2 separate regions of the Homo sapiens genome follow, and region 1 is linked to region 2. Evidence: chromatin loops called from intact Hi-C (ENCODE). Cell type or tissue: endothelial cell of umbilical vein. All regions are shown on one strand. Links, peaks and the distances in the headings refer to the core of each region. The heading gives the core; the rest is flanking DNA. Region 1 overlaps HPGDS (hematopoietic prostaglandin D synthase). Region 2 has its middle 21 kb from the start of HPGDS.

Region 1 (15,775 bases), core at 4,942-8,941, 58 kb after region 2:
CTGGAAGAAAGGGTATCAGTGATGGAAGATCAAAAGAATGAAATGAAGCAAGAAGAGAAGTTTAGAGAAAAAAGAATAAAAAGAAATGAACAAAGCCTCCAAGAAATATGGGACTATGTGAAAAGACCAAATCTACGTCTGATTGGTGTACCTGAAAGTGATGGGGAGAATGGAACCAAGTTGGAAAACACTCTGCAGGATATTATCCAGGAGAACTTCCCCAATCCAGCAAAGCAGGCCAACATTCAAATTCAGGAAATACAGAGAACGCCACAAAGATACTCCTCGAGAAGAGCAACTCCAAGACACATAATTGTCAGATTCACCAAAGTTGAAATGAAGGAAAAAATGTTAAGGGCAGCCAAAGAGAAAGGTCGGGTTACCCACAAAGGAAAGCCCATCAGACTAACAGCTGATCTCTCAGCAGAAACTCTACAAGCCAGAAGAGAGTGGGGGCCAATATTCAACATTCTTAAAGAAAAGAATTTTCAACCCAGAATTTCATATCCAGCCAAACTAAGCTTCATAAGTGAAGGAAAAATAAAATCCTTTCCAGACAAGCAAATGCTGAGAGATTTTGTCACCATTAGGCCTGCCCTACAAGAGCTCCTGAAGGAAGCACTAAACATGGAATGGAACAACCAGTACCAGCCCCTGCAAAAACATGCCAAATTGTAAAGACCACCCAAGCTAGGAAGAAACTGCATCAGCTAATGAGCAAAATAACCAGCTAACATCATAATGACAGGATCAAATTCACACATAACAATATTAACCTTAAATGTAAATGGCCTAAATGCTCCAATTAAAAGACACAGACTGGCAAATTGGATAAAGAGTCAAGACCCATCAGTGTGCTGTATTCAGGAAACCCATCTCACGTGCAGAGACACACATAGGCTCAAAATAAAGGGATGGAGGAAGATCTACCAAGCAAATGGAAAACAAAAAAAAAGCAGGGGTTGCAATCCTAGTCTCTGATAAAACAGACTTTAAACCAACAAAGATCAAAAGAGACAAAGAAGGCCATTACATAATGGTAAAGAGATCAATTCAACAAGAAGAGCTAACTATCCTAAATATATATGCACCCAATACAGGAGCACCCAGTTTCATAAACCAAGTCCTTAGAGACCTACAAAGAGACTGAGATTCCCATACAATAATGGGAGATTTTAACACCCCACTGTCAACATTAGACAGATCAATGAGACAGAAAGTTAACAAGGATATCCAGGAATTGAAGTCAGCTCTGCACCAAGTGGACCTAATAGACATCTACAGAACTCTCCACCCCAAATCAACAGAATATACATTCTTCTCAGCACCACACCACACTTACTCCAAAGTTGACCACATAGTTGGAAGTAAAGCACTCCTCAGCAAATGTAAAAGAACAGAAATCACAACAAACTGTCTCTCAGACCACAGTGCAATCAAATTAGAACTCAGGATTAAGAAACTCACTCAAAACCGCTCAACTACATGTAAACTGAACAACCTGCTCCTGAATGACTACTGGGTACATAACGAAATGAAGGCAGAAATAACGATGTTCTTTGAAACCAATGAGAACAAAGACACAACGTACCAGAATCTCTGGGACACATTTAAAGTAGTGTGTAGAGGGAAATTTATAGCACTAAATGCCCACAAGAGAAAGCAGGAAAGATCTAAAATCGACACCCTAACATCACAATTAAAAGAACTAGAAAAGCAAGAGCAAACACATTCAAAAGCTAGCAGAAGGCAAGAAATAACTAAAATCAGAGCAGAACTGAAGGAGATAGAGACACAAAAAACCCTTCAAAAAATCAATGAATCCAGGAGCTTATTTTTTGAAAAGATCAACAAAATTGATAGACTGCTGGCAACACTAATAAAGAAGAAAAGAGAGAAGAATCAAATAGATGCAATAAAAAATGATAAAGGGGATATAACCACAGATCCCACAGAAATACAAACTACCATCAGAGAATACTATAAACACCTCTACACAAATAAACTAGAAAATCTAGAAGAAATGGATACATTCCTCGACACATACACCCTCCCAAGGCTAAACCAGGAAGAAGTTGAATCTCTGAATAGTCCAATAACAGACTCTCAAATTGAGGCAATAATTTATAGCTTACCAACCAAAAAAAGTCCAGGACCAGATGGACTCACAGCTGAATTCTACCAGAGATACAAGGAGGAGCTGGTACCATTCCTTCTGAAACTATTCCAATCAATAGAAAAAGAGGGAATCCTCCCTAACTCATTTTATGAGGCCAGCATCATCCTGATACCAAAGCCTGGCAGAGACACAACAAAAAAAGAGAAGTTTAGACCAATATCCTTGATGAACATCGATTGGAAAATCCTCAATAAAATACTGGCAAACTGAATCCAGCAACACATCAAAAACCTTATCCACCATGATCAAGTGGGCTTCATTCCTGGGATGCAAGGCTGGTTCAACATATGCAAATCAATAAACGTAATCCAGCATATAAACACAACCGATGACAAAAAACCACATGATTATCTCAATAGATGCAGAAAAGGCCTTGGACACAATTCCACAGCCCTTCATGCTAAAAACTCTCAATAAATTAGGTATAGATGGGACGTATCTCAAAATAGTAAGAGCTATCTGTGACAAACCCACAGCCAATATCATACTGAATGGGCAAAAACTGGAAGCATTCCCTTTGAAAACTGGCACAAGACAGGGATGCCCTCTCACACCACTCCTATTCAACACAGTGTTGGAAGTTCTGGCCAGGGCAATCAGGCAAGAGAAGGAAATAAATGTTATTCAATTAGGAAAAGGGGAAGTCAAATTGTCCCCGTTTGCAGATGACATGATTGTATATTTAGAAAACCCCATCATCTCAGCCAAAAATCTCCTTAAGCTGATAAGCAACTTCAGCAAAGTCTCAGGATACAAAATCAATGTGCAAAAATCACAAGTATTCTTATACACCAATAACAGACAAACAGAGAGCCAAATCATGAGTGAACTCCCATTCACAATTGCTTCAAAGAGAATAAAATACCTAGGAATCCAACTTACAAGGGATGTGAAGGACCTCTTTAAGGAGAATTACAAAACACTGCTCAACAAAATAAAAGAGGATACAAACAAATGGAAGAACATTCCATGCTCATGGGTAGGAAGAATCAATGTTGTGAAAATGGCCATACTGCCCAAGGTAATTTATAGATTTAGTGCCGTTCCCATCAAGCTACCAGTGACTTTCTTCACAGAATTGGAAAAAAACTACTTTAAAGTTCATATGGAACCAAAAAAGAGCCTGCATTGCCAAGTCAATCCTAAGCAAAAAGAACAAGGCTGGAAGCATCACGCTACCCGACTTCAAACTATACTACAAGGCTACAGTAACCAAAACAGCATGGTACTGGTACCAAAACAGAGATATAGGCAGACCAGTGGAACAGAACAGAGCCCTCAGAAATAATACCACACATCTACAACCATCTGATCTTTGACAAACCTGACAAAAACAAGAAATGGGGAAAGGATTCCCTATTTAATAAATGGTGCTGGGAAAACTGGCTAGCCATATGGAGAAAGCTGAAACTGGATCCCTTCCTTACACCTTATACAAAAATTCATTCAAGATGGATTAAAGACTTCAATGTTAGACCTAAAACCATAAAAACCCTACAAGAAAACCTAGGCAATACAATTCAGGATATAGGCATGGGCAGGGACTTCATGTCTAAAACACCAAAAGCAATGGCAACAAAAGCCAGAATTGACAAATGGGATCTAATTAAACTAAAGAGCTTCTGCACAGCAAAAGAAACTACCATCAGAGTGAACAGGCAACCTACAGAATGGGAGAAAATTTTTGCAATCTACTCATCTGACAAAGGGCTAATATCCAGAATCTATAAAGAACTCAAACATATTTGCATGAAAAAAGCAAACAACCCCATTAACAAGTGGGCGAAAGATATGAACAGACACTTCTCAAAAGAAGACATTTATGCAGCCAAAAGACACATGAAAAAATGCTCGTCATCACTGGCCATCAGAGAAATGTAAATCAAAACCACAATGAGATACCATCTCACACCAGTTAGAATGGCGATCATTAAAAAGTCAGGAAACAACAGGTGCTGGAGAGGATGTGGAGAAATAGGAACACTTTTACACTGTTGGTGGGACTGTAAACTAGTTCAACCATTGTGGAAGTCAGTGTGGTGATTCCTCAGGGATCTAGAACTAGAAATACCATTTGACCCAGCCATCCCATTAGTGGGTATATACCCAAAGGATTATAAATCATGCTGCTATAAAGACACATGCACACGTATGTTTATTGCAGCACTATTCACAATAGCAAAGACTTGGAACCAAGTCAAATGTCCAACAATGATAGACTGGATTAAGAAAATGTGGCACATATACACCATGGAATACTATGCAGCCATAAAAAATGATGAGTTCATGTCCTTTGTAGGGTCATGGATGAAGCTGGAAACCATCATTCTCAGCAAACTATCTCAAGGACCAAAAACCAAACACTGCATGTTCTCACTCTTCTCTCTCATAGGTGGGAATTGAACCATGAGAACACATGGACACAGGAAGGGGAACATCACACACCGGGGCCTGTTGTGGGGTGGGGGGAGGCGGGAGGGATAGCATTAGGAGATATACCTAATGTAAATGACGAGTTAATGGGTGCAGCACACCAACATGGCACATGTATACATATGTAACAAACCTGAATGTTGTGCACATGTACCTTAGAACTTAAAGTATAATTAAAAAAATAAAAAAATAAATTGTGGCGCATCTACCTCAATGAATCCCTATGTAGCCAAAAAAAAAAAAAAAAAAAAAAAAAAGCAAGTACACCCTTTGGGTACTTGTAAAGAAAGATATGTAGGGGACATGGGATGAGGAAGCATATCTAGTGGGATATATATTTTATTTGCTTGTATTTTCATAAAGAAATAATGTAGAATACTAATTAAAGTGGTACCAGTAAGGTAGGTAGGTAAGGGAGCAAAATGTGGTGGATGGAAGCTAGTCTTCACTGGATATTGTTTTACACTCTTTGAATTTTCAACCATATGAGTATACTATCTGTTAAAAACAAACTTTTTAATATAGTAAATTAAACATATTGATGGGCCTCTCTCTATTCCACAGATTTGGCTGGAAACACAGAAATGGAACAATGTCATGTTGATGCTATTGTGGACACTCTGGATGATTTCATGTCATGTTTTCCTTGGGCAGAGAAAAAGCAAGATGTGAAAGTAATGTGATCCATTTGCTATTCCTAGTATTAATTATATACCACCTGCCAGACATTGTGTTAGGTGCCTTAGAAAGTTCCTTAATATCAAAAGAATATGTATAATTTTAAAATACCAAATTATATTTTAAAAGTTTAAAATAAAGTACAGCAATTCCCTATTGTACCCCTTCACATTAACTCCTCCCCAGATGCAACCCTTTTAAAACTTTGTTTAGCAGTTTCTTTAGGATTTACACATTTCCATATTTCTATAGGATAAATAAATATGACTTCCTCTGATTGACCAATTGTAAATGATTTCTCAGGACTTATGATAGTACAGGTTAAGCATTCCTAACCTGAAAGTCTGAAGTCCAAAATGCCCCAAACTCCAAAACGTTTTAAGTACCAAGATAACAGCACAAGTGGAAAATTCCACATGTAAGTACTTAACACAAACTTTAGCAAATGTGCAAAATTATTGAAAATACTGTATAAAATTACCTTTGGCTATGTGTATAAGGTGTAAATGAAACATAAATGAATTTGGTTTTTAGATTTAGGCCCCATCCCCTATATATCTCATTATGTATATGCAAACATTCCAAAATCTGAAAAAGTCTGGAATTCAACACAATTCTGTTCCCAAGCATGTTGGATAAGGGATCTCAACCTGAAATAACAATTTTTCTCTTACATAGTCATCCTTTCTGCTTCCTTTTCACCAAGCTCCCAATATTGTGATGTGAAAATTTTTTGGTTAATTATCCTGTGATTAGTAGGCTATGCAAATAATGCACAGAACTGTGCACTGTAGTATGCTTTTATATTTTCTTTCTCACTTTTCTTCCTTAAAATTAGTAATTGCTTTCTTTTGCTTCTTTTCACTTTTACTGCTGACTTTCCACAGTATCCAATAGCCTGCCAATACGATTTTCCACAAGGTCAACGTAGTGTCAGTTCATCTGTTATTTCCAATATTTCTTGGAGCGCTCTCTAGGAGACTTCCATTCTTTGTGGAGTTCTCCAGGTTTTCTGCACAGCTGTCATCATTGGAATTCCCTTTGCTGTTATTCCAGTGATGCCATTCTATGGAGCTGGAGTCCTGTTCCTGGATGCTGCCTTCTTTCTTTGTTTACTCCATTGTTTATTTGGGGGCACATCCTCTAGTATTCCAAAAGTTAAAATGAAGGCTTGATGACAGCAGATATGATTATGACAGATGGCATGGATATGTCTATCTTGTGAGTCACACTGCTTCGCTCTGGTATGGTTGTCCTAGATACTTGGTCACAGTTGTCATCCTGAGATCTTTATTATTACCCAGGATTTTTTTTTTTTTTTTATGTTTTCCTGGGTTCATTCTCCTGTTTTCTTTCCTTGCTTTTGTGGAACAGTCCTCTAAGAGCTTACTGGTCATAGGAAATAAAAGTTTGGGGCTTTTGGGGCCTTATTTGTTTAAAGATGTTTTTATTTTATTCTCAAACTTGTTTATAGTTTGACTGGGTGTAGAATTCTGATGAAAGTAGTTTTTCATTAGTATTTGAAAGGCTGTTGAGAAGTTTGAATTCAATGTAATTACTGACCTTTTGTATGTGACCTATTTTTTTTCCACTCTGAAAGATTACAAAACACGTGCCCTTAGAGTTCTAAAATTTTGCAATGGTGAGTCTTGGTATGATCTTGTTTTCATCCATTGTGCTGTTTCCTTGGTGATTCCGTTCAATCTGGGACCCATGTCCTTTAGTTCAAGGACATTTCCTTTAATTCTTTCATTAATGATTTCCTCCCCCTTTATTTTCTTTGTTCCATTATAGTAGAATTCCAGTAATTCAGATGTTGGTTGGCTCTTTTCCTATTTCCCGTCTCTTGGCTTTTCTGCATTACTTTTAGAAAGCATTTCTCATCAGTCCTTGAGTTCTAAATTTCTGATATTGTGCTTCTAAATTTATAAAAATTCTTAGGCTGTTTTCCGCTAAGAATGGGGAAGGGACAGCTGTCTAGTAATGTAAAATGAAGAACATCCCATGCTAAAACCGCTTAATAGTTTTCCACCAATCCTCATTTTATCCCCTCCCAAACCTCCTTAACCCCAGTTCTAGACATATCCGGTCATTTCCTGAGCCATTTAAGGATTTTGTGTTGTTGATAGGATTGGTTCTTGGCTTTCCCTTCACAGGTGCCATTCACCCATCTGCTTACTAGCTTCAAATTTTGTTTGCTCTTATCTCCTCTCTTTCCACTTCCTTGTGGGTTCTATCTTTTTAAAAATATTCATTACTGTGGTTTAGAGATGAATGCAAAATGATATATATTTGTCAAATTATTCATCTTTATGCAGAATTCTAAATAGACGTCTTTATTACAGCTTCTAGTGGTTTCCTTTAGGACGCTCATCACAGTCTCTATTTTAAAGAGACTGGCAGGTGGTGTGTGATTACTTGTTTGTTGTTTGTCTCCTCAAGCTGGATGCATCGTGGGGTAGGAATCATGTCTGTATTATTCAACTGATCCCCCACCGCCATCACAGTGCCTTTTACATAGTAGGCATTACACACTTGTTGAATAAGTGATCAGAACCACACTCATCAAATGCACACCATGTGCCTGTGTTACTCTCAGCTCTATGTGTTATCTCAGTCAGCCCTCCTCCCACTTCAAGATAAGTGCTTTTTATTGTCATGCTCACTTTCCAGATGAAGACACTGAGAAACAGAAGTTACAGAGTTGCCCAAAGTCACACAACTGACAGAACTGTGAACTGAGCCCAGACAGCTGAATTTAGATCCCATAGCCTCATCACCTAGGTATACAATTGCTTAAATTAGTAACTAATTTAAGCATTCCTTTAGAATGAAACTGCTGTTATCCTCATCTTCCAAGTAAGAAAACAAGAGTTTCATGTAGTGTAAACAACTTACCCAAAATTGTTCAGCTAGAAGTGGTGCAGAAGGAATTCAAATCGTCACTGACTCAAACCCCAGGTTCTTAACCACTGGGTATAATACCACAGTGCAAGCAGCTGTTCAAAACAGCTGCGCATGAATATTTATGTACATGTTAAAGCTAAAGCCTATAGTCGAAAGCCACAGCACAAATAGCAGGCAGTCTTATCAATTTACTTAAGCACATATTTAAGCACATACTATCTACTTAGTATTTATTGTAAATACTATTTAATTAGCACCTTCTGATTTGAATAGAGATATCCGGACACAAAAGTATTTACATTGACTAACTCCATGATATAAATGTAAGGTGTGTAGGGTCTGCCCACACACACACGTATATATATAGGCCTAGCCAGGAAATAATGAAGCTCAGCTTTGATGATAGAAATACAACTTTTTGACATAAGTACATTTAGGCTCTGGAGTCAAACTGCCAGGTTGAATCCTGATTCCCTTCTTACTAGCTGTCACTTAACTCCCTATTTATAGTTCAAACTCTTTGTAAAGTGGGAATACAACAGGCTCTACTTTGAAGTATGTTGGCAGGATTAAATGTTAGCATATGTGCCTATGGCTAGGTAGGAAGTGTTAAATATTAACTATTATAATTAATAGTGTTATATACTTTGGTGTTAATTGTTTTTACTATTTGTCAGACATGGCATCTGTATTTTACATATCATTATAAATGTAGAAACAGATGCTCTCCAATTTAGAAGTGTCTAAAGATTTTTGTTCCATGTACCAAACACCCCCCTAATGTGCAGTCTATCAATTTATCAGTTTGCTCTTCTCTACTTTTCTATTTTCTACCTTTCTGTGGCTGAGGCTCCATAACAGAGACCACCTCCCAGAGGAAAATATTCTTCGAACATTTATGATAAGAGTAACACTCTACCTTTGTATTAGAATAACAACTCTCTTACATACCACCAATTCCAAAAAAACAATTTCAAAGGACACAGCAATCCAAGTTCATGATTAAATCATACAAAGGCAGAACACGTTGCAGAAACATTGCTGATAGCTATAGACTATCTAATTAACAAGCAGGACTTGGCTAATATATAATGAAAAATGCACTGTTCTGTATTTCATTTCTTAGACTGTTGGTAGTGGGCTACATTGCTGCCATCTTGTGGTCAGGTGAAAATTTCAAAGGCAGAATATTGATGCACTTAAGATGGATAGTGAATATATTCTTGTCATATACACCTTAAAAATCTACCAAATACACACAATTTTACAGTATTTATTACTAAAAATTCCATTTCCAATAAAAAAAGAATTAAAAGCAAAAGATGCCTTTGGATATTGGTCACCATGACAATCCTTGAACTCACCATTAGTGTTACTTTGGTTATTTAATGTATCTGTGTTTCCATTTCCTCATCTAAAGAACAGGATGGGGAAGAAGAATGAGAAGGCCTGAGGACATTCTGATGTCGTGGTTCCAACACAAAATAATTTTGGTAGTGCATATCTGAAAATGCTTTTGAGAAATATACGAACCTCTCTAAAAGTCATTTGTTAAACTTTCATAGCAACAAATTCTCAGGGTGAAAAAACCTCCTCTGAAAAGGGAGGCTAGAAATTTCTGAATCCATCAAGTAAAGGAGTGGCTATCTAGGATGGATCAGGAAATGTGTTTTTTAAAATATATCTGGAAAAAAAAAGAAGTGTAATCAAATCTTATCTTCTTTATGTTATTTTGGTTGATTGTACTTTAAAATGAAACTTAAATACTAATTACACTGTTTATTAATTTACATTTCATTAGACTGAAATAATTCACCAAACTTACAAAGACAATCTGGGCTCAAGGAGAAGTCAGTAGCACAGATATAAGAGTTTTATTTGACTCTGCATATACACAAACATTGGTGCACCTGAAGCTCTGGAAATGCACGTTAGAAGAACAGAATTTGCCAGGAGTGCACACAGGAGTTTTTGGAAAGTTGTCCAACAATCAAATTGGCCATTACTTTTCTGACTGATGCCAACTGAGGTGAGCAGATCTGTGGCAAGCACCACATGGTTATCGACTCACTGCCCTTCAATGGGATTACAAATTCTGTGTAAGCAGCAGAAAGACTCATAACTAATGTTTTCTTTAAAACTATGAACATACTGACCACAGAGCACTTTATAGAACAAGGGAAAGAACATAAAGTCAAAATAATGACAAGCTTTATAAGCTTCGGTTTTTAAATCTGGCAAACATATGTAAGTACATGTTGAGTATCCCTTATCTGAAATTCTTGGGACCAGAAGTATTTCAGAATTGGGGTTTTCTTCAGATTTTGGAATATTTGCATTATACTTACTGGTTGAGCATACCAAATCTCAAGAACCGATATCTGAGATGTTCCCCTGAGCATTTCCTTTGGGCATCATGCGCATGCTCAAAACGTCTTGGATTTTGGAGCATTTTGGATTTTTGGACTAGGGAGGCTCAACCTGTATGTAAGGATGCTTTTGCAAATTGTATTCTAAATATAAGGCATTATGTTGTGGTAGTATATACCATCTAGCTAAGTCATAATCATAACAGCAAGTAAATCAGCAAATTGGTACAGTATCCACTATCTGACTTATCTTAATAAAGGTTGGATTTCATTATAGATCATTTAGACATATTAATAAATGATATATACATTTTATATTTTTGAGTTTGGCTTCTATTTCATAACCAAGACTCAAACAGGCAGAATTCTTATATATAAACAAACATCTCTTATCAAGAAAGAGGCCTTGAGTAAATTATTTGGTCTTCAGAGCTTTAAGTAGAAAAATGATGACAATTAAAAAAATGGATGTTTTATATATATTTTCCTAAGGATGTTAATTTTTAAATAATATTTGTTTATATATCAAGAGGGGATAACTAGATGATGCATTTTGTAGATGATATTCAAGATGGACAAATCTGATAATGAGGCACAATGGTAGTCCAATGAGAAAATACATAAAGGCCCAAGATCATGATTCATTATAAACGCAATAGTGAAACGAAGAACTGCCAAACTAGAAGAGTCTAGCCTTACGAAATAAAATAAATTTCTTTACCTTCAGTTACATTATTTAGCTTTAAAAAAGCTAGGTTAAGAAAGAGGGAAATTTTAGGAATCTAAAAAGACAAGAGAATCATTTCACTTTAGTAAATTTAAGAAAAAATAAGATTTTGTGGGTAAAATATTTAGTCATTATACACAAAGAAACTAAGAACTGGTGACACAAAACTATTTTTTTAATCCATGAGCAATAAAGAGATGACTCACATCTATAGAGAATCAGACCTAAATCTCCATGTCATAAATTTGAATAAAAAATCTAGCTACTTCTCTTTCTTCTTGAATTCATGTGGGAGAATAAAGATGGAGAAATCTACTTCCTCCTCAGATCATGTTACTTTTCTTCTCATTATTCTTAAAGTGATATTTTCTCCTTCTCCTAGGAGCAGATGTTCAATGAGCTGCTCACGTATAATGCGCCTCATCTTATGCAAGACTTGGACACATATTTAGGGGGGAGAGAATGGCTTATTGGTAACTCTGTGAGTATGTTTTATATCTTAAAAAATTCAAGCAAATAAAAGGACAAACCAATAGAAGTATAAAAACTTACTGAAAAAAAGTTACCTATAGGGAGGGGATAGAATTTACAGCAAGAACAAAGGTTAAACTTCTTTAAATAAACCTTTTTAAAAAATAGATTTGACTTTGGAACCATATTTTATATAATTATATATTGGCAGCGAAAACTTAAAAAGCTATCCTAAAAATCAAAGCAAAGTAAATGAACCTAACTATGCAAAAGAGGTGCATAGAGAACACACAGAATACATATGTACTCTACTAGAGAAGAACTATTTCAAGAAGTATCATTTGTAAAACACACTAATCTGATTATACATCTAAGACAGATATCTCTTAGCTTAGAACAACAAAAAATCATATACTATTTTCAGTAATCATATTGTTGGTGGTACTACAAACTATTGGTATTTTTTTTCTGGTATTATTATAATTATATTGTGGGTACAAAAATAAATTGTGTTGATGTCACTGAGAACCAGGATCTTCAATGTGGGAGAACGGAGATAGAGATGTAAGGTGAGTAAGGTCAAGTAAATATCCATTCCTGAACTTGAACTACAGCTAACAGTATAAACTCATATGTATTTTATATCAGGATAAATTATGAAGCATTTTATATCTCGATCAGTTGGAAAAAGTTTGTCTTCATGAAAGTATTCCAGTTAATAGATAAGAAAGAAAGACTGAAATAAACTATCACCACTTTCCAACCCCAGAAAAATTAATTGGCGTAGGCATGGACCATCAATAATCACAAAAAAGTTAGACAACCAGATACTAGGCACACTACCACCTAGTAGTCTTGCCAAAAAATTCAAATCTAAACCTGATTACAAGTTGTGGTAGGTGGAGGTCTCTACCTTCAGGGAGACTGCATTTTGGGAGATAAGACTGCTTTTTTGTAGCATGCTGACACTCTGCTGTCTGCCCTGTTCAGCCCTTCTGGGTGATACAGAACTACATTTGCCACATCTTTATTCTCAACTTTCAACCTCTTCACATACCCCTTCATTTCTTCTGACTCCCCTCATAGCCTTTACTAAAATGCTCCTCTCCCTGCCCTATTGAAAAATTTCTAAGAATTTATTTTTCATTTTCTATTAAGATTCCTTTGTAAATGATGTTCTGATCTCATCTCTGGGCACTCTCTCCCTTCTTCACAGTGCTCCACACTGGTGTGTGTGTCCCTCAGACCTAACTCACATTCCCACTTAAGGGCCTTTACGCATTTCCCTATACCTGGAACGCTTAATCCCCAGATTGCTCACTGCAGGTCTTAATCTTTTTTTATATTTAAGCCTGGGCTTACGTGTCACCTCTTAAAAAGTCCTCTCTGACCATGTCATAGTCCATCACATGACTTCACTTTTTTTTTTTCCTAACCCCTATCATTTTGCATATTTGCTTTTCCCTTCTAAAATAAAAGCTACATGAGAGAAGGGCTTGCATCCTACCTTGCTCTCCAGCACCTAAACCTGGGCATGGCACACAGTAGGTGCTTGATAAATATTTGAATAAATTCTGGATTTATTCTGAATTCTGAGTCTTCCAGCCAGTAGCTTCTCTTGGCTGACAGATGTTTAATAAGTTCCTGAGGCACTAGCAATCAGCTTTATTAAATTCTATACAAAAAGAAAAAAGAGTGGGCCACATTTAAACTTCACTCTTTGATAATCATATGGAGCCAAAGTAACAGCATACAGATTAGTTTCTAACACAAAGATAAAAACATACAACTGTACAATGGTAGGACCAGGCTGTCATCACTAATCCAGTGGCCAATCTTGGCATACCCCTAATGGTCAGACATCCATATATTCTTTTTATGTGATACAATATAATGTATTTTAGCCACAAATATTTCACTTGAAATTATATACCCTCTAAGAGTAACCTGCACCTTCCTTTATACTACGTAGTACAAAGGAACAAGGTAAGATGAAATACAAAGGTCCTGAAGATAGAACATTCTGTAGGACTAGTGTGAAATCTTCAATAATTTGGTGATGTGAAAAAAAGGGTACTGCTTTGAAGAGTTAATGGACATAAGCAGATCAAATGCATAGACCTGGAATAGATCCTGCTTTGTCCTGTAAAGGGCAATTTTAGAACAGATGGAAAAATACGTATTGGTTATTGGATAAGGAAAATGTATTGTCACAGAGAGGTGGAGACTGGACAAGGTTACAAGAGTATGTACCATTAAGATCTCATGTTAGTAAAACAACATCTATCAGCATAGAAAAATATCTTATACACGAAAATGTTTAATAGTAGTAACCTGATTGCTGGAGTGTGATATCAGTAATTTTCTGAACTTCTATCATATAAACATTCTGCTTTTGTAATAACAAGATTGTTTTGAATCTTTTAGATTAAGAAACTAATTTCAATTTTGGAATGCTGATACAGCTACACTTTCTATGTTCAAATGAAAAGTTTGTTTCCTTTAAACTAGGTAACTTGGGCAGACTTCTACTGGGAGATTTGCAGTACCACACTTTTGGTCTTTAAGCCTGACCTGTTAGACAACCATCCAAGGCTGGTGACTTTACGGAAGAAAGTCCAAGCCATTCCTGCCGTCGCTAACTGGATAAAACGAAGGCCCCAAACCAAACTCTAGCTGATCCATGTTGCCTTCAAGTTTGTTTTTCTCGGGGGCATCTCTCTCATCAGATAAGACAGCTACATCAGCCTGCCAGATAATCCACATGCTCCCTCCCCAGCTCCACTAAGATTTTCACTTTAGCCATATTCTGATTTTTAAAAAGGAAAATAAAAACAAATCTTTCTTCAGTATCTTTTTCTTTCAGAATAGCTTCTCATCATTTACAATTACAGAAAAATAGTATGTAATACAGGCAGACCTTGCTTTGCACAGGTTCTAACATGCACGAATTGCAGTCATAATGGTTTAGCAACACCATTCTTCCCCTCCCCCAAAATGTTTTGGACTTCAGCTACCACAATTACCTGTAATTGCATAAAACACAAACTTTGCTAGTAGCTCTCCAGTTCACATATCGCTGTGTAAATAACCTATGTACATCATGACCAATGACCAGTCACTTCTATCAAAGACTGCCAGAGGTCACTGCACATCTGTTATTCCTGCATAGATAGCAAAGTGTGTAGTTGTATTGCTATTGCCTGCTTGTGGCCCAGTGATAAATCCCTTTGACATTTTACAAAAATGAATCAAAAGAGGGAACTCCCCAACAAAGATGAAAGTGCAGCAAAGGAACAAAAACTGATAATCCTGGAATGAAATTCAAACTGAATATAAAGAGTTATCGAGAAAAGAGCTGACTGTGGGAATCTGACACGGCTCAAAAGGCTCTAGATATGCAGCCAGAGAAACTTGTAAAGATGAATTTACTGACATGAATAAAGTTGTTGTGATGAGAAAAATGTAGATACCCCAGAGATCAAGAGAAGGAGAAGACAAGCCACAGACTTGGAGAAAATACTTGTAAAACATGTATCTGACAAAAGACTATTATTCAAAATTATATAGAACTCATAAAACTCGGCTGACTCTCTTTTCGGACTCAGCCCACCTGCACCCAGGTGAAATAAACAGCCACGTTGCTCACACAAAGCCTGTTTGGTGGTCTCTTCACACGGACGCGTATGAAATTTGGTGCCGTGACTCGGATTGGGGGACCTCCCTTGGGAGATCAATCCCCTGTCCTCCTGCTCTTTGCTCCGTGAGAAAGATCCACCTATGACCTCAGGTCCTCAGACCGCCCAGCCCAAGAAACATCACACCAATTTCAAATCCGGTAAGCGGCCTCTTTTTACTCTCTTCTCCAACTTCCCTCACTATCCCTCAACCTCTTTCTCCTTTCAATCTTGGCGCTACACTTCAATCTCTCCCTTCTCTTAATTTCAATTCCTTTCATTTTCTGGTAGAGACAAAAGAGACACGTTTTATCCGTGGACCCAAAACTCCGGC
Region 2 (15,775 bases), core at 4,498-8,497:
ACTCTTGAAGTATGTCCTCTATATTCATGGTTCCAAAACTGGAGTTCCTGGGAGGATTCCAGGGAAACCATCTCTATATATTTTGAAATGTGGTAGTGAACACATGGGCTTCTTACAAACTGGTAATTCCCAAAGCTGTGTGCAAATTTTCCTAACTGAAGTTGCTGTTTCAGGAAAGAGACAATATGAAATTTATGAAAATATAATCTTTTTGAAGTGTTTAAAGACTTGTGAATTAGAATGTTTTGTCAAGAGTTCCAAAGAAAATTATACATTACTCTGATGCTGGGACACCTTAAAAAGTCAGAATATAAATTGGTTTGAGTGATATGATATATAAAAATAGGCATTTCTTCAGCTTAAGCTATAGTCCCACAAAAATGTTTTCCTTTATAAGAAAGAACAAAAGTTATAAAGTACGGAGGAGAAAAATGATTACCAGAATTTTCTTGTCTTAAATCAAATCACCACCAGAGAGCTATAAAAGTGTCTTTTGTGCTTTCCCAAGCATTAATAAGAATGTTTATGATTGGAAAAATTCATTTCCAAATATTTTTATGTATTTACTTTGCCATATGTTTGAAACTAGGCTTCTAACTGTCTCCTTGGATACATCAGTGAGTTTACAACAGTGATTATTTCCAAAGGAATCTTGGAGAAATACAAGAAAAATAACAACAAATGAAACAATACATGTGTGGTTTTCAAATGTGGACAGGTTTAATATTAAGTGAAGTGTTTGGTTTACTTTCCCTTTTGTAAAACCTTAGGAACAATTTTAACCGTAAAAGTTAACTAGAGATCACCTAATGGTATGTATTGGAATTAAGTTAGCATTCCGACGTATATTAGACAGCCTAAAAAGTCTTTAAGCTCAATTTACGAATAGCCCTTACACAGGAAAAATTGCCAGTGCTGAGCACAGAGATTCTTATTTCCTTCCAGTTGCTGATCTTGAGACCTCACTTCCTTTTCTTCCTCTATCCCCGTTCCTACCCTTATGCTAGCTCAGATTCCTCACACCCATTTCCCTAGTACTACTTCAGTGGAGAGTGTGTGGGAAGAGATGGCTGAGGGCAAGGAAGGAAGGGAAGGTGACCCTCTGAAAGCTCTGCTTGTCCTTTCCATTCCACTACTGGGCTCATCTTATCTGCAGGGTCTCAGTACTAGTGTACTATCTCCTGCCTCATTCAGAGCCTCCAGCCTATCCGACTGCATCACTTCCACTCCAGCTCCAATGGTGAAATGCTCAGGATTGCTTTTCTTCTGGAAAAAGAAATGTCTGAGGAACAATTTTGAATAGATGCTCTTACTTTAATCCATTAAGAACAGTACCTAAAAAGCCAACATTATCACTAAAGTGGTCCTTCCTTCCTTCCTTTTGCACAAATCCACTTTCATTTATTGAGTTTTCATTAGTTTAAATCCTTGAGGGGTGCAGCATCACTCGGACTCTGTGTCCAATAGCTTTAGCGGTAAGGTTGCTTTGGAATTTGGCATGAACCATGCCACTGTTTCCGTGGGCCAGAGTTACCTTTCCCCAGATTACTCTGGTTTTGTTCGGTTTGCCATCAGGAGTCACTGTGTTGTTCTTTGCTTTGTATACATAAACACATCTCTTGCTCAAATAGAATTCTGCTTCATCTCGGGAATAAACACCTTCAATTTTAAGAAGAGCTGTGTGCTCCCTTTGGTTCCAGAGACCCCGCTTATAGACCGCAAAATGGCTTGGACAACAGCCTTCCAGATATATTTCCTTTTAGAAGTCCTATTCCCAGCAGGCCTCCATAGGATCCAAGATGGCGGGAGAGAAAAGTGGTCTTGTATTTTCTTACAGTGTATAAGTTAAGGAAGATAAATAGGAGGCAGAGGAGGGAGTCTTCCTTATCAAAACGGAGGGCATGACTGGTAAAATTAGAGATGTAGATAGGTTAAAGTGATCACTTCACATAAAATAAGGAATGGTTAAATTTATTAGTGGATTCTCTCTTCCTTCCTCCCTCTCTTCCTTTCTTTCATTTTTCTTTCTTTCCTTTCTTTTATTGTCTTAACAAATATTTACAGAGATCTACTATATACTAGGCACTGTGCTGTGTTCTAGGTTTACAAGATTTAAAGGAAATAATTATGCTGCATTCGTCAGCATATTAAAATTTTCAGCAGCTCAACATAATAGTGGTTTATTTCTTGCTTATGTCAAAGTCTTATTAGGTGTTTTGGATATGCTGATTCAGAGCTTCTGGTCTCCTAGAAGTCCACCCTTGGATACTTCGCACTTAGCAGGCTCATAAGTAAAAAGAGCACTTGAGGAAACGATAGCATGTGATGTTTTGTGGCCAGGCCTGGATGTGGAGTGCATGATTTCTACCATTCCACTAACAAGAACCCAGTTGTGTAGCTCTACCACAAGTGCAAGGGAGGCTGAGGAATGTAATCATCTCATGTGACCAGGAAGAGAAAATGAAATTAGTGAATATCTAGCCAGTCTCTGCTACATATGCCCTTGTGAAATTTAAACCTATGTAATCACAAAACAATGCAAAGAATAGTTCCTGGCACCTACTAGGCATTGTCTAACTAAATTTATTGGATGAAAAAGTGAGAGTGACTGGAGGATAGGGTGTGATGAGGTGAGATGGAGAAAAATAGTTGGAGTTGTATAAGAAGTTGGATAGGTTTCCAGTTTTTTCCAATGAGGGATTTTCTTAGAAATTTGGGTGAGACAATTCTTGGTTGTCTTAACTCCTTTTTTCATTACAAGCACTTTCAATGTGTCAAGTGCTATTATGAATGCTTTCTATATATTTAACTCATGTAATCTGCACAACAATCTTATGAGATAAATACTACTACTCCCATAATGATAAGAAAATTGAGGCACAAAGAACAGTAACTTTCTAGTCACACGCCAGTCATTGTGACAAGGAAGACACTCCACATTTCCAAGTGCTGCTTAAGGATAGAGTACTTGTCAACCTGGTTGACAACATCTAGATGTTATTTCACTGTTATTGGATTTCTATTCTTGCAGTTGAGAACTTAGTTAATCTGTATTTTAAGATGATCTGTATTTTAAGATGATCTGTATCTTATCTCTGGCTACTCTTAAGATCTTATTTTTGATACTTTGAAATTCCTCTATAGTATAATGTGCATATTTCTTTTTATTTATTCTTTGTTAGATTAGTTAGCTTTCTGACTCTGAGGATTGATTTCTGTCATCATTTCTGGAAAATTTTCAGCCATTATCTCTTTAAATTTTCTCTCTAGTCTCTTTCTCTTTGTTGAACTTCAATTAGATGCAGGTATGATTTTCTCTATCTATTCCATACGTTTCTGATCTTGTTCTTCCATATCTCCTAGATCCTTGAGTCTCTAGATTACGTTTGTTATAATTTCTTTAGCTCTACTTTCTTCCAATTTACTAATTCTCTTTCAGTCATTTCCAATCTGCAATTTAACCAAAACATTGATTTGCTAATGTCAATTATTATATTTTTCATTTTTGACACTTCTTTTGACAATTTTTACAATTATTACAATTTTGACAATTATTAATCAGTTTTGATAATTTGCTCTTTCATCATACTTTCAATGAATTTATTTTATATCTTTAAATATACTAAACAAACTTATTTCATATTTTCCTTTGTTAACAATTCTAACATTTATAGTTTTAAAGACTTTAACATAGGAGTTTGTTGTTTCCGTTGACTTTCACTCATGGTGTCTTGTTTTAATTTTTATTTAGTAATTTTTTCTTATGAGTTGATTTTCCCTGGAACTTTGGGAGAATTATTTGTTATTTGAGTTTAATGTACCTTTTTTCAGAGAACACTACAATCTGGAATTACTTTAAATTTTTTATTGTGTTTTTTGGGAGAGGGGCAAATATTATGAATTTAGGCAACAAACCCATATGAGGGCAGGCTTGTGATTACAAATTATTAGGAGAAATTTTCTTTTTTTTAATCTTCTCAGAATGTGGCAGCTATCTTTCTCTGTGAGGACCATTATTTTTTCTTATTTTACCTAATATAGATACCGTCCTTTAAGTGTACTGACTTTATGCCAAGATCTCTGTCCCAAACCTGTATTCTGGTCAGAACCCCAGGTTTGTCTCGTGGCCTTATTAGTGGTCCATTAAAGCCCAGTGGAGCAAGACAGCTGAATAGAAGCCTCCAGTGATCATACTCTGCCCACTGCAGGGACACCAAATTGAGCAACTATCCGCACAAAAGAGCACCTTCTTCAGAACCAAAAATCAGGTGAGTGATCACAGTACCTGATGTTAATATACCAAAAATAACAAAACCAGAGGAATCACGTTACCTGACTTCAAATTATACTACAGAGTTACAGTAAGCAAAACAGTATGTACTGGCATAAACACACACACATAAACCAGTGGAACAGAATACAGAACCCAGAAATAAATTCATACATCTACAGAGAACTCATTTTCAACAAAGATGTCAAGAATATACATTGGGGAAAGGACAATCTCTTCAATATGTGGTTCTGGGAAAACTGGATACCCATATGCATAAGAATGAAACTAGACCTCTATCTCTCACCATATACAAACATCAAATCAAAATAGATTAAAGATCTTGGACTGTGAAACTACTAAAAGAAAGCATTGGGGGAAATTCTCTAGAACATTGGACTGGGCAAAAATTTCTTGAGGAATACCAAGACAGCACAGGCAACAAAGCAAAAATGGACAAATGGGATCACATCAAATTAAAAAGCTTCTGCACAGCAAAGGAAACAACAAGGAGACAACCCACAAATTGGGAAAAAGATTTGCAAACTGTCCATCTGACAAAGGATTAATAACCAGAGTATCTAAGGAACTCAAATAACTCTATAGGAAAAAATATAATAATCTGATTAAAAATGGGCAAAAGACCTGAACAGACATTTCTCAAAAGAAAACATACAAATGGCAAAAAGGTATATGAAAAGGTGCTCAAATCACTGGTCATTAGAGAAATGCAAGTTAAAACTACAATAAGATATCATCTTAACGCTAGTTATAATGGCTTTTATCCAAAAGACAGGAAATAACAAATGCTGGCAAGGATGTGGAGAAAAGGGAATCCTTGTATACTGTTGGTGACAATGTAAATTTGTACAACCACTTGGAGAACAGTTTGGAGGTTCCCTCAAAAAACTAAAAATGCAACTACCGTTTGAACCAACAATCCACTGCTAAGTATTTACCTAAAAGAAAGGAAACCAGTGTATTGAAGAGATATCTTCACTCCCATGTTTATTGCAGCACTATTCATAATAGCCAAGATTTGAAAGCAGCCTTAGTCTCTATCAACAAATGAATGGATAAAGAAAATGTGGCACATGTATACACAACAGAATACTATTCAGTTATAAAAAAGAATGAAATCCTGTTATTTGTAACAACATGGATGGAACTGGAAGTCATTATGTTAAGTGAAATAAACCAGTCACAGAAAGACAAACTTTGTATATTCTCACTGATTTGTGGGAGCTTTAAAAAAAAGTAAAACAATAGAATTCATGGAGTTAGAAAGCAGAATGATGGTTACCAGAGGCTTGGAAGGGTAGCGGAGGTGGAGGAGGAAGGGGAGATGGTTAATGGGTACAAAAATATAGTTAGAATAAAAAAGATCTAGTATTAATAGCACAACAGGATGATTAAAGTCAACGATAATTTATTGTACATTTCAAAATTCAGTTATTTTAACTAAACTTTTAGTTATGTGTATAACTGGATGTTTGTAACCTCAAAGAAAGGATAAATGAGGAGGCATAGATGGCATAAATGATGGCCAAATAGAAGCCTCCAGCAATTGTTCCTCCTACAGGAACACCAAATTGGAAAACTATCCACCCAAAAAACACTTTCTTAAGAACCAAAAATCAGTCCTGTGACCCAGCTATGTGAGCTAGCCTGTTACCCTGTGGAGAGACCCATATTACAAGAAACTGAGGGCAGCCAACAAGTACCTGATGCCCTTAGTCCAACAGCTCAAGAGGAACTCAATCTTGCTAACAACCATTGTACAAGGAAAATAGAAGTCTTCTCATCATAAAATAATTTTGTGGAAAGTATCCAATGTAAATATAACATATAAAATGCAAAATCATGAAGGAAGTGATACTAAAGACAAGAATGTAAGGCTCATTCTCAGAAATTATAGTGTTGCAAGGCTTATTTTAAAGGAGTTTTTGAATTTTACACCGAAACAAAGTAATCCAAAAGAAAAAAGGATAAATACCTGAAGTGATGGATACCCCATTTACCCTGATGTAATTATTATGCATTGTATACCTGTATCAAAATATCTCATGTACCCCATAAATATATACACCTATTGTACTCACAAAAATTAAAAAAAATTGCTCACTTTCCATGTTCTTATTATTTCTAATCTCTGAAGGGTTCTTTAATTCCTCTGCCAGAATTAATCAATAATCCTTTTTGAAAAGTATTTTATACAATATTGTTCAGTGCTTCCTACTAGGAATAATTCTGTGAACATCAGACTGCCATATTTCTGGAAACAGAGGTTAGGGCTGGATATCTTATCAGACCTTAAAGTCTTCACCTGCTGTATACTGTATGCCTGCTTATGTGAAATCACTGATATACAATATGTTTTAAACAATCATAAATGGACAACACGTGAAAAGATCTCTGCAAAGGAGCCATAAATGGAAAATATTAAAAATGCAAGCACAGACAGACAACGAGGAAATTACAAAGCTGACTTTCTTCCTGCCCATCTTTGACCAGCTATGTTAAGAGATAAAAAGCAAATGATAATCTAATTGAATATGAGAGGAAGTAGTCTAATAAAATTAGTCAAACAATCAAGAAGGCCATTTGAGAGATGAATTTAATCTACTATCGTTAGCAATAAGGCCTGTGCTAAGCGATAATTATACTAGATATCCTACTAGATATTAGATAATTATAGTAATATATGATTTTACAGAGAGGCAATACATATTTGCATGGTTTCTTTTTCCTTACTTTGTTTAGTCATAGCTGATTTTTTAACAAGTTTGGAGACCACTGCTGTAATCAACTGGATTCCTTTTCTGTATGCAATAAAGAGCTACGAAAGGTTTTGAGCCAAAGAATAACAGAATTATTTTGCTATTTGGAAAGATTAATTTAATTGTACAAATCAAGATAAATAAGAAACAGCAAGAGTGGAGTGAGGAAGACCAGTCTCTAATAATATAACTTAATGTTCAGGATAGCTTCCTTTTCTGTGTCCTCAAATACAGTTTGATGGCAATTTCCATCAAACCTGAAGTCTGATTGTCAGTTCAATTAAAATTACCATTAGTTATGGCACGCCATTGAGTTGGCTTTCTTAACCTTGCTTTAAAAATCATGATCCAAAACAATTTATGTTAAAAAAACTAACTGTGCTTCATAATCATGACCCAAAAAAGTCAAACAAGTGTTCAAACATAACTTTAAAAACATGATTACCAGCAGTCATGGAACATAGTACATAATAATTAATTGAATTTGTTTTAAGATTATAATTGCTACAGCCAGTGTGTTGTGGTCCAGACTAAGAGAGTGAAACTTGTAGAAGAAAATTTAGCAGTTTTGGAGTTTGTTTCTCTGTGAGATGGTTCATATTCATTCACACAATTTATGATTCCTGTTTATTTCTTTTGAGGAGATAAAAATCAGGAGAGGCGGTGTGTGGTGGCTCACATCAGTAATCCCAGTGCTTGGGAGACTGAGGTAGGAAGACCGCTTGAGCCCAGGAGTTTGAGTTACGATGAACTATGATGGTACCACCACACTCCAGCCTGGGCGACAGAGACAGACCTTGTCTAAAAGCAAAAATAGAGAAAGTCAGGAGACTAGGACAATTTACAGTTATGTGTCTTCACAGCATTATAGTTAGGTAAGTAAATGCAGACTCAACATGACAATCCTGGACCTTTTTGCACATTGTTATGTACTTTTTCTCCGAGCAGCCCACAGGAAACGCAAGGCTGTATCACTTTTATCACCAACAGTGTTGACACCCTGAGTTTCTTGCTAAGGGTGTCTATATTTTTTCTCTGGAATAAAAGCTATAATTGATGGAAGAATTAGAGTTAAAGAGATAAGAGAAAAAAAGGTTCTAAAAGGAAATGAGTCTAGTTTGATTTTTTTTTTTTTTTTTAGATAAAAGATAAAGGAGCCGGAAAAAGAGGTCTGTGACTAAGCTTGTTTAACATGGTAACAGTGAGGGTGGTCACATTCTTAGTTGGTCATTAAATATTTTGGTAGGTTGAGAATGAAGAAAAGCAAACACAATCAAGGAAATCAAGAAGATATTTTACTCCCTGGCACAAAAAATACGAATGATTCTCAATCCATTAAGTAATTCCAAATTAAAGGTTTTTCTGAAAAAAATTAACTTCATATGAATTTTATAGCAGAGCAAAATAAGACAATTTAACATGAATGCACAACCGATGATGAAAAAGTAGCATTTTATTATCTTTCCTATAATCTGTTACTCTTATTTTTTCTATAAGATTCAGACCTGAAGTGAATCTGCAGGCCTGAATTTTAGGTTGGCTATTTTCTAACTAGTGTACTTGGACAAGTCACCTATTCTTTCTGTGCTTGGATTCTTTATTTGTAAAATAGAGATTATAATAGTACCAATTTTATGGGGTTGTTGGGAGGAGTCAATGAGAAAATACACTTGAAATACTGAGAAAATTATCTAACAGGTAGTAGACAAGGTAGTCAATAAATGTAGTAAGTGTAGTCAATAAATGTTAGCTACTATTATTATTTCTGAGACATCAGAAATAATAATAATAATCAGGGTCAAATGCCAAAGGAAACTTAATTGAATTGTGAGATAGCAATTCATTATTTATGCAAATTATTTTTTCAAAGGCACCGAGACTATAACTGCAGAGCACTGCATTGGATTACCTTTCCCAGAGACAACTATCGCATTGTGCTCTGGACACAATGTGTGGTCAAACCAAAAATTCTTTCCTTCCCTTAACTCTTCATATGTTCCTCTCCTCCTCTGTAAGCTACAAACAGACACAAGAATAGGATCTGACTTGATTCTCCTCTGAATTCCCAGAGCCTATCACAATACCGGCACTTTGTAAATGCTTACTAGATGTTGTTCAAACAAATGATTGATAATGACCACATTTGTATTTTGCCTTTGAATTTTTTTCTGAGCACCAGATGCACAGAACCATATATCAATTAGATATTTCCACTTGGATTTCTCACAATTACCTCATGATGAACCTCTTAGTGGGCTCTTCACTTGGCTTTTTTTTTTTTTTTTTGTCTTGGCGTCATGCAACAGATACCTAAGGCACGTGTTTTCATAATGTCACTGTTTTCTTCCTGTCTCTGGGATTTGCTCTTTCCTCTCCATTGCATTGCAACAGTTTCCTCTTGTCTCTTTGCACCCCGTCATTAGTCTTTACAGAGCTCTCTTCCCATCCCAGAGTCCAACACATTCTCTTACAGAGCATTCTTCCTAAAATGCAAATCTAATAATGACACTTTTTTTTTGTATAAAATCATCCAGTGTCATCCATAAAAGACTGGCTAAAATTTTAATTCCTCAATATGGCATAGTAGGCATATTTTTTTTCTCCTATCTATATCCAGTTTCCCCTTTCTCATTTTCCAGCTTACCCAGACATCCTGGGTTGTTTGCAGTCTCTGAACAGTTCCTCTATGCTCACAGACCTGGGATTTTAAAATATGCTGCTCTCACCTCATGGAGCATTCCCTTCTCCCCTTTACCTAGTCAATTCTAAAGTTTGTATCTCCTCCTTTGGGAAATATTTTCTAGTCTCCATATATTCATTTTCCACTCTATGCTCACCTCTACCACATTCCCAGTTGTATAACTGTCTTTTCACTTCCATGCACCCATTATTAGACTATTAGTTCTTGAGGCGAGAAGAAGGAGCATTAAATAGGGAGTCAGGAGAGGTAGCCTCTACTCTCAGCCTTGCAACCAACACTTAGTTCCATCATAGACAAAGTATGAATGATGCTGGATCTCAGCTTTTCTTGCAGGTCTTACCTAGATTATCTTTATATGGAATCTAAGTAGTTCCATACAGAACATTTAAAAATATATTTGTGATATCTTTTATTCTATCGCATTTCTGCAAACACTGATTTCCATTTGACAAAGTCACTTCAGCAATCCTTATTGGCTGCAAGTCACAATCTACAAGGAGACCATGACCCAGAAGCAAAGCAAGTGAATCAGAAACACCTTTCTGCCCTCTACCATATAATTTTCCCTAACTAAAGTAAGTATTGTAAAGGCTCAAAACAAAATAAAGCAAAAACAACTATGAGTTTTGTAATGTATGAACATAGGGTGTTAAGAGGCAAATGCCAAGAGAGGAAGCTGGATACAGGTAGGAAATTTATGAGGATGTGCCTGGATTATAGTGTAAGGATTAAGAGCAATGATTTTAAAGACAGACTGCTTGGGTTCAAGTCCATATTATTTTCATTATTAGTTGTGTAATTGTGAGCAAGTTCTGATCCTCAGTTTTCTTACTTATCAAATAGGAATAATAATAGTAGTAGTAATAATTAAAAATAGTAAAAAATAATAGTAGTGGTAAAATACTTATAAGAATAACAGTAGTAGTAACAATAATACAAAACCCCATAGTGCAGTTATGAAAATTAAATATATTAATTAATATGAAGTACTTAGAACAATGCCTACTGCCAGTAAGTTATGTTAGCTAAGAGTATTGCTAAGATGTAATCAAAGACAGTAACTTAATCAAATCACAAAATAGGGCCACTGTATCTATCTCAAAAGAAAAAGTCAATGATGTTCTTAAGAACTGATATATTTGATTGGAGATCATTCAGTAATAATTGATTGAAATATTAACTAGAATCATCAACATAAATGGTGGCATTCTACATAGGGTGCCACTAGTTATATATATGACTATACTGGAGAAGATGATGAAATTTTTCTTTGAAAACAACCAAAACGCTTAAGTATCACTGACCAGGAATTGAAACATTTCTTTTGTTATAAGCCTTTGGAATTTAGTTGAGTAGTGATCATTTTATGCAGATCAGATTTAAACACATATTTAAATTAATAAAATACCAATAACCAACTAGAATTAAATTGTTCATAACAGAAAATTATTTAAATAAAAATTCAACAAAATGAAACAAAAAAATTCAGTAATTATGCATAGACTCACTGCATAATAGCCTGTCTCACCACACAAACACACACACAAAACCACGTGGAAAACAATATCCTGATTCTGTGATGGATGAAAACCTAGGTCAAATTTATGTTAAAAGCAAACAGCCACTTGGCTTAAGAATCCTGGCTGAGATACTTGACAATAATCTCCAGGATCTTAGGACCATCAACTCTGTATTAAGCATTGATCCCAATGGCCTAAAATTGAACGTCATTTGAGCTGTGCACATACTTTGGCTTGAAGATGGACATTGAACCATTAATTAGTTTTCCATGCAAACATTTTTTGTAAGGTTTGGACATCAGATAAAGCAGTCCAACATTTTTCAAATTAAAAGCATTCATATGACATCTCTGGGGGAATAACTGGCAAATACAAATACAAGTATCGAACACACATGCTAGAAAGACAACAGGCATTTTGCTTTGCGCTTATGATAATGACTTAATTCAAAACCGAGCTCAGTTTGGACAGTATGTTTACTTATTTGTTTATTTCAATGAATCGGAAAGGACATGAGTTATATTTTCTGTATCCAATAAATGTTATTATTTAAAACTAAGCCAAATACATTCAGAAAGATTTTGGCAGGCGCTAAAGAGTCACTGGTGTGGTAGTCACTCAAGGCTCAAACCAAATAACATATGATGAAAGTTCAAGCTCAATTTGGAGAATATTTTTAAGTTCTGGTTTAACTCAGGATGGAAAGGTTTTTTTTTCAAATATTTTTATTGTGATAAAATATACATAACAAAAAATTTACTTTTTTAACCATTTCTAAATGTATAGTTTAGGGACATTACACTGTGTACATTCAAACTGCTGTATAGCCATCACCACTATCCATTTTCAGATCTTTTTCACTATCCCAAAGGATGAGTAGCTTTAGAATATATACACGTTTGGCTTTTTCCCATTTGATTCCTTATAAATGTCTTTTGGAAGAAACTCTTGATTACTTCACAGTTCCTTTAAAGAATGTGTATCTGAGTTTACCATATGAGTTCAATTTGTTCAAATGGATGCTTTGCTGTTTGTTTTTTAATTCTCTGCTTGGGATCACTAATAAATAGCCCTACTGCGCATAAGGCTTAAGGCAGTCCCAATGAGCAGAAGGTTACCTTGGATTATATTTCCATTCAGTGTGAAACAGTGTAAGAATTAAAAAATAGTGTCAGTACTTAGGCACCTGAATGATCAATATTCCACTTCATCAAATAATTTTTGGATCTATTGCCACAGTGATCCCATTTTTTAAAGACACATCTTGAAAAAAGGTGAAAGAAAGAAAACCAATGGTTTGAGGCTAAGAATTCAGTCTCTATCTCTCTAACCAAGCTAAATAACCATACGTTTCATTTCAAGACCACTGGCCTCCAAATATTAGGCATAGAATTAATAGAGCTAATGGATGACTACTTGAATTTGGAGTAAAGCTTTATGCTTTGAGTTTAGCTTGGGACAGGCATTACAATTTTACTGAGTTGGCTAGAGGGTTAGTGAGATTACCTTGATACTGACTCTGATTTAGAAGCTAGTTCCATAGAGCCTGATAATCCATAAATGACATGGAGTGTAACACCCACAGAACTCTAGAACATCAGGGAAAGCCAAGCTCCAGGTTGTTTCTACTTCACATAGACTTCTTAGGTGTGTAACCCTTGAGGGAAGGAAACTTGCTTATTTTGCGCACCACTGATTTCTGGAATAGTGCCAGGCAGATAGAAGGCACTCAAGAAATAGTTCTAGACTGAAAGAATATCCCACCCCACCAGCTCCCCACACCCCACCCCCTCCAACAGACACACACATCTCTTGTTTACAACAGCATGAAGGTACAAATGAGGTCATGTTAACATCAATTTTTCCAAATTTAACAGGCTCTGTGCCTCACCTTCTTGACTGACAGTTATTAGCATCCCTCTTCCAAAATCTTCAGTTTTTTGTAACATCCCCAGAGTATGTCTCACATGTGTGTAAGAACAAGTCTGGTCTGGTTCTCCTGACTTGCCTTCCTTGTTGCTGCTGCCTGTTACCTACAAGCACCTTGAGGGAGTGTCTCCTCATGATCACTGCCTTAGCTAAACAATGTGAGAATGGGAAAATGTTGCTGCCTTCAACAAGGGTGCATGTCCTGATGCTCCTGCAACTGAGAAATCTTGGGATGGCAAATGGTACAAGAAATAGAATCCTCTCCTCATCCCAACTCAGTGCTACACTTTGACACAGAGATCCAAAGCAGTACTCACAAAATTGTTTATGAAAAGACCCCCATTCTCTGCTTCCTGCAACCCTACAAATCTAGTTTTGGGGCCAGGCAAGGAGAACACAAACCTGAGTTTTCTCTGTCTTCCTATCCCTTTTCTTTCACTCACTGATAGACTGATAGAAAAATGTTCTCCTCTCATGCTTATGAAATAATTCAAGTCAATATCTTGGATGAAGGGCTGACTCATTGACCCAATGCCTGCAGCCAGACTCTGAATCCTAGCTTGGGATCTGCTGAGATACCCCATCAAGTTGTAGAACAATTTGTTTTCATTAAATGAATCATCGTTGATAGAAAAGTTACAATTCAGATTGACTTGGCATAAGTCACGTATCCATCTCTGTGTTTGGGAAGGTAGAGCAATGTGATGGAAAGCCCCATTAGAACCCAGTGGAATGGGGAAAGGGGATGCTAGATTGTTGAGAAAATAACAAGACCCACTATTTTCTTTAATTAGAATTAATTTTATGATAAACTGGGCGTGGTGGCATGCACCTAGAATCGCAGCTACTTGGGATGCTGAAGTGGGAGGATCTCTTGAGCCCAGGAGTTCAAGTCCAGCCTGGGCAACATAGCAAGAATCTGTCTCTTAAAATAAAAATGTATGATAAACTAAAAAGACATTTCTTTCTCATCTAATGGGCTTGAAATCAGATAATCACTAAAACTATGCCTAGAACATTTCTTTCTTCAAAGGCTGGACATTAAAAATTTGGATTTACTAAGAGAACTATAAAATACAGCAACACCTGTAGTAGGAAGTGTCTCACGCAATGCCAAGAGCATAAAAAAAAGTGTACAAATCCCTGTGTTATCAGAAGGCCCTGCATGTTGGGCATCTATTATTTGCTGTCCAGCATCATCCTCTGCTTTCTGGAAACAGCATCCTAAAACTACAACCCCCATTCCCAGCCAAGTGGTTGGCGTAGGATTGATCTTTGGATCTGGAGTGAGCCTTTATTGGTTTTCCCTGATCACCATACCCTCCACCACCACTCAGGACACAGTGATTGGTTCAGAGATGAGCACATAACCCAGTCACCCAGGAGCAAGGTACGGCTTTTGTGGGCCCTGGGTACTTTTGCCTACGTGGACACCTTCCTCCATACAAAAAAATTAAAAATCTTATTTTAAATGGCACTGATATAGATACATTGATATTGTTAATAAGACATTTTCCTTGAACTAGAAGTGTTTTTTTCATTTGATTTTGAAAGAAATTAAAACATTTTTCATAGGCCCCTGAAAGTATTGCAGGCCCTAGGCACAGGGCCTTGCAGTCAGGCAGTGAGATTCTAGATGACATTTGCCAGGCCTCTGGGAAACAGAAGCCTTCTATTCTGCTGGATTTGGTGGCAAAAGACCTTTGGGCTTGCACCTGCTCAGATATTTTCAACCACAAGGGGTAATCTCGGAGTAGCTGGAAGCCATGAGGAGGAAGCTGGGAATGGCACTAACTTTATATAAGCAGAACCGAGGGATGAAGCTGGTGATAACAGCATGAGATCAGGCAGCCATTTCTATATCCAATACAATTCTTTTTTTATTTTTTTCTGAAGTCTGTGTAATTTGGGGTTGCTGTTGAACAGGGTCCTCCCTGAAACAACTGCCTAATGAAAACTTAAAAAGCAAACACTGCTTGTGTTGTTACTGTAGGCATGTTATGGAAGAGGCTCGATAATTCCATTTAACATTTTATGATGTCTTAGTGCAACTTCACTGCTTTCTTTTCATAGTTCTTTTCTTTCTCTGATTCATATTGGTCAGAGCGATTGTTTACAAATGAAATGTACTCCTGTTGCTTCCTTACTTAAAATCCTTCAGTGATTCCTCACTGCCTGGGGTACAAGCTCCATGAGGTTCAGTCTGGTGGGTTAGGCTCAGACAACACCTGCCTCCCACCAGGATCCCTGCTTTACATAGAGATTGGAATGTCTTCTTCACTCTTACTTCTGTGCCTTTACTTGAACCTTCCCTCTGCCTGAATGCTTTTCTTCTTTCCCACACTTTCTCATCTTCAAGTTTTGGCTTAAGTATTACATAGCTATTGCTCAATAAAAGTTTATCAAGTTGACTATATCTAAACTCTAAAAGAGAGTTGAGACTTAGTTGGGCTTATTGATCATAAATGCACTGTTCCTATGACTGTGTTTAAACATACAGTTAAGGCTTAGTTCTCTATACATATATAAGAAATAGTGGGTAGAGCATGCTATTAGCAACTGACAGAGTTCTCAA

What was found. Peaks named below come from ENCODE experiments on the same cell type or tissue, not always from the same donor. Only the 100,000 strongest peaks of a DNase experiment are listed, where the experiment ranks them.
Region 1: it touches region 2 in a loop (3-fold over the local background); 1 of 110 quality-filtered maps calls a loop at or near these places.

What each region holds. Positions count from the first base shown.
Region 1 is chr4:94,298,145-94,313,919 of GRCh38, reverse strand. It overlaps HPGDS (hematopoietic prostaglandin D synthase), which reads left to right. Exons shown (of 6, transcript NM_014485.3): 4 at 5,177-5,286; 5 at 11,676-11,774; 6 at 14,276-15,385. The coding sequence ends at 14,440. Among named protein-coding and RNA genes, the nearest start is that of HPGDS, 37 kb to the left of the region's middle. In endothelial cell of umbilical vein, for the core only: no CTCF peak of the experiment used is centred there; a DNase peak (open chromatin) is centred at 7,009; H3K27ac peaks cover 423 bases.
Region 2 is chr4:94,355,809-94,371,583 of GRCh38, reverse strand. It overlaps the pseudogene RPL35AP11. Among named protein-coding and RNA genes, the nearest start is that of HPGDS, 21 kb to the right of the region's middle. In endothelial cell of umbilical vein, for the core only: no CTCF peak of the experiment used is centred there; DNase peaks (open chromatin) are centred at 6,073 and 8,103; H3K27ac peaks cover 3,032 bases.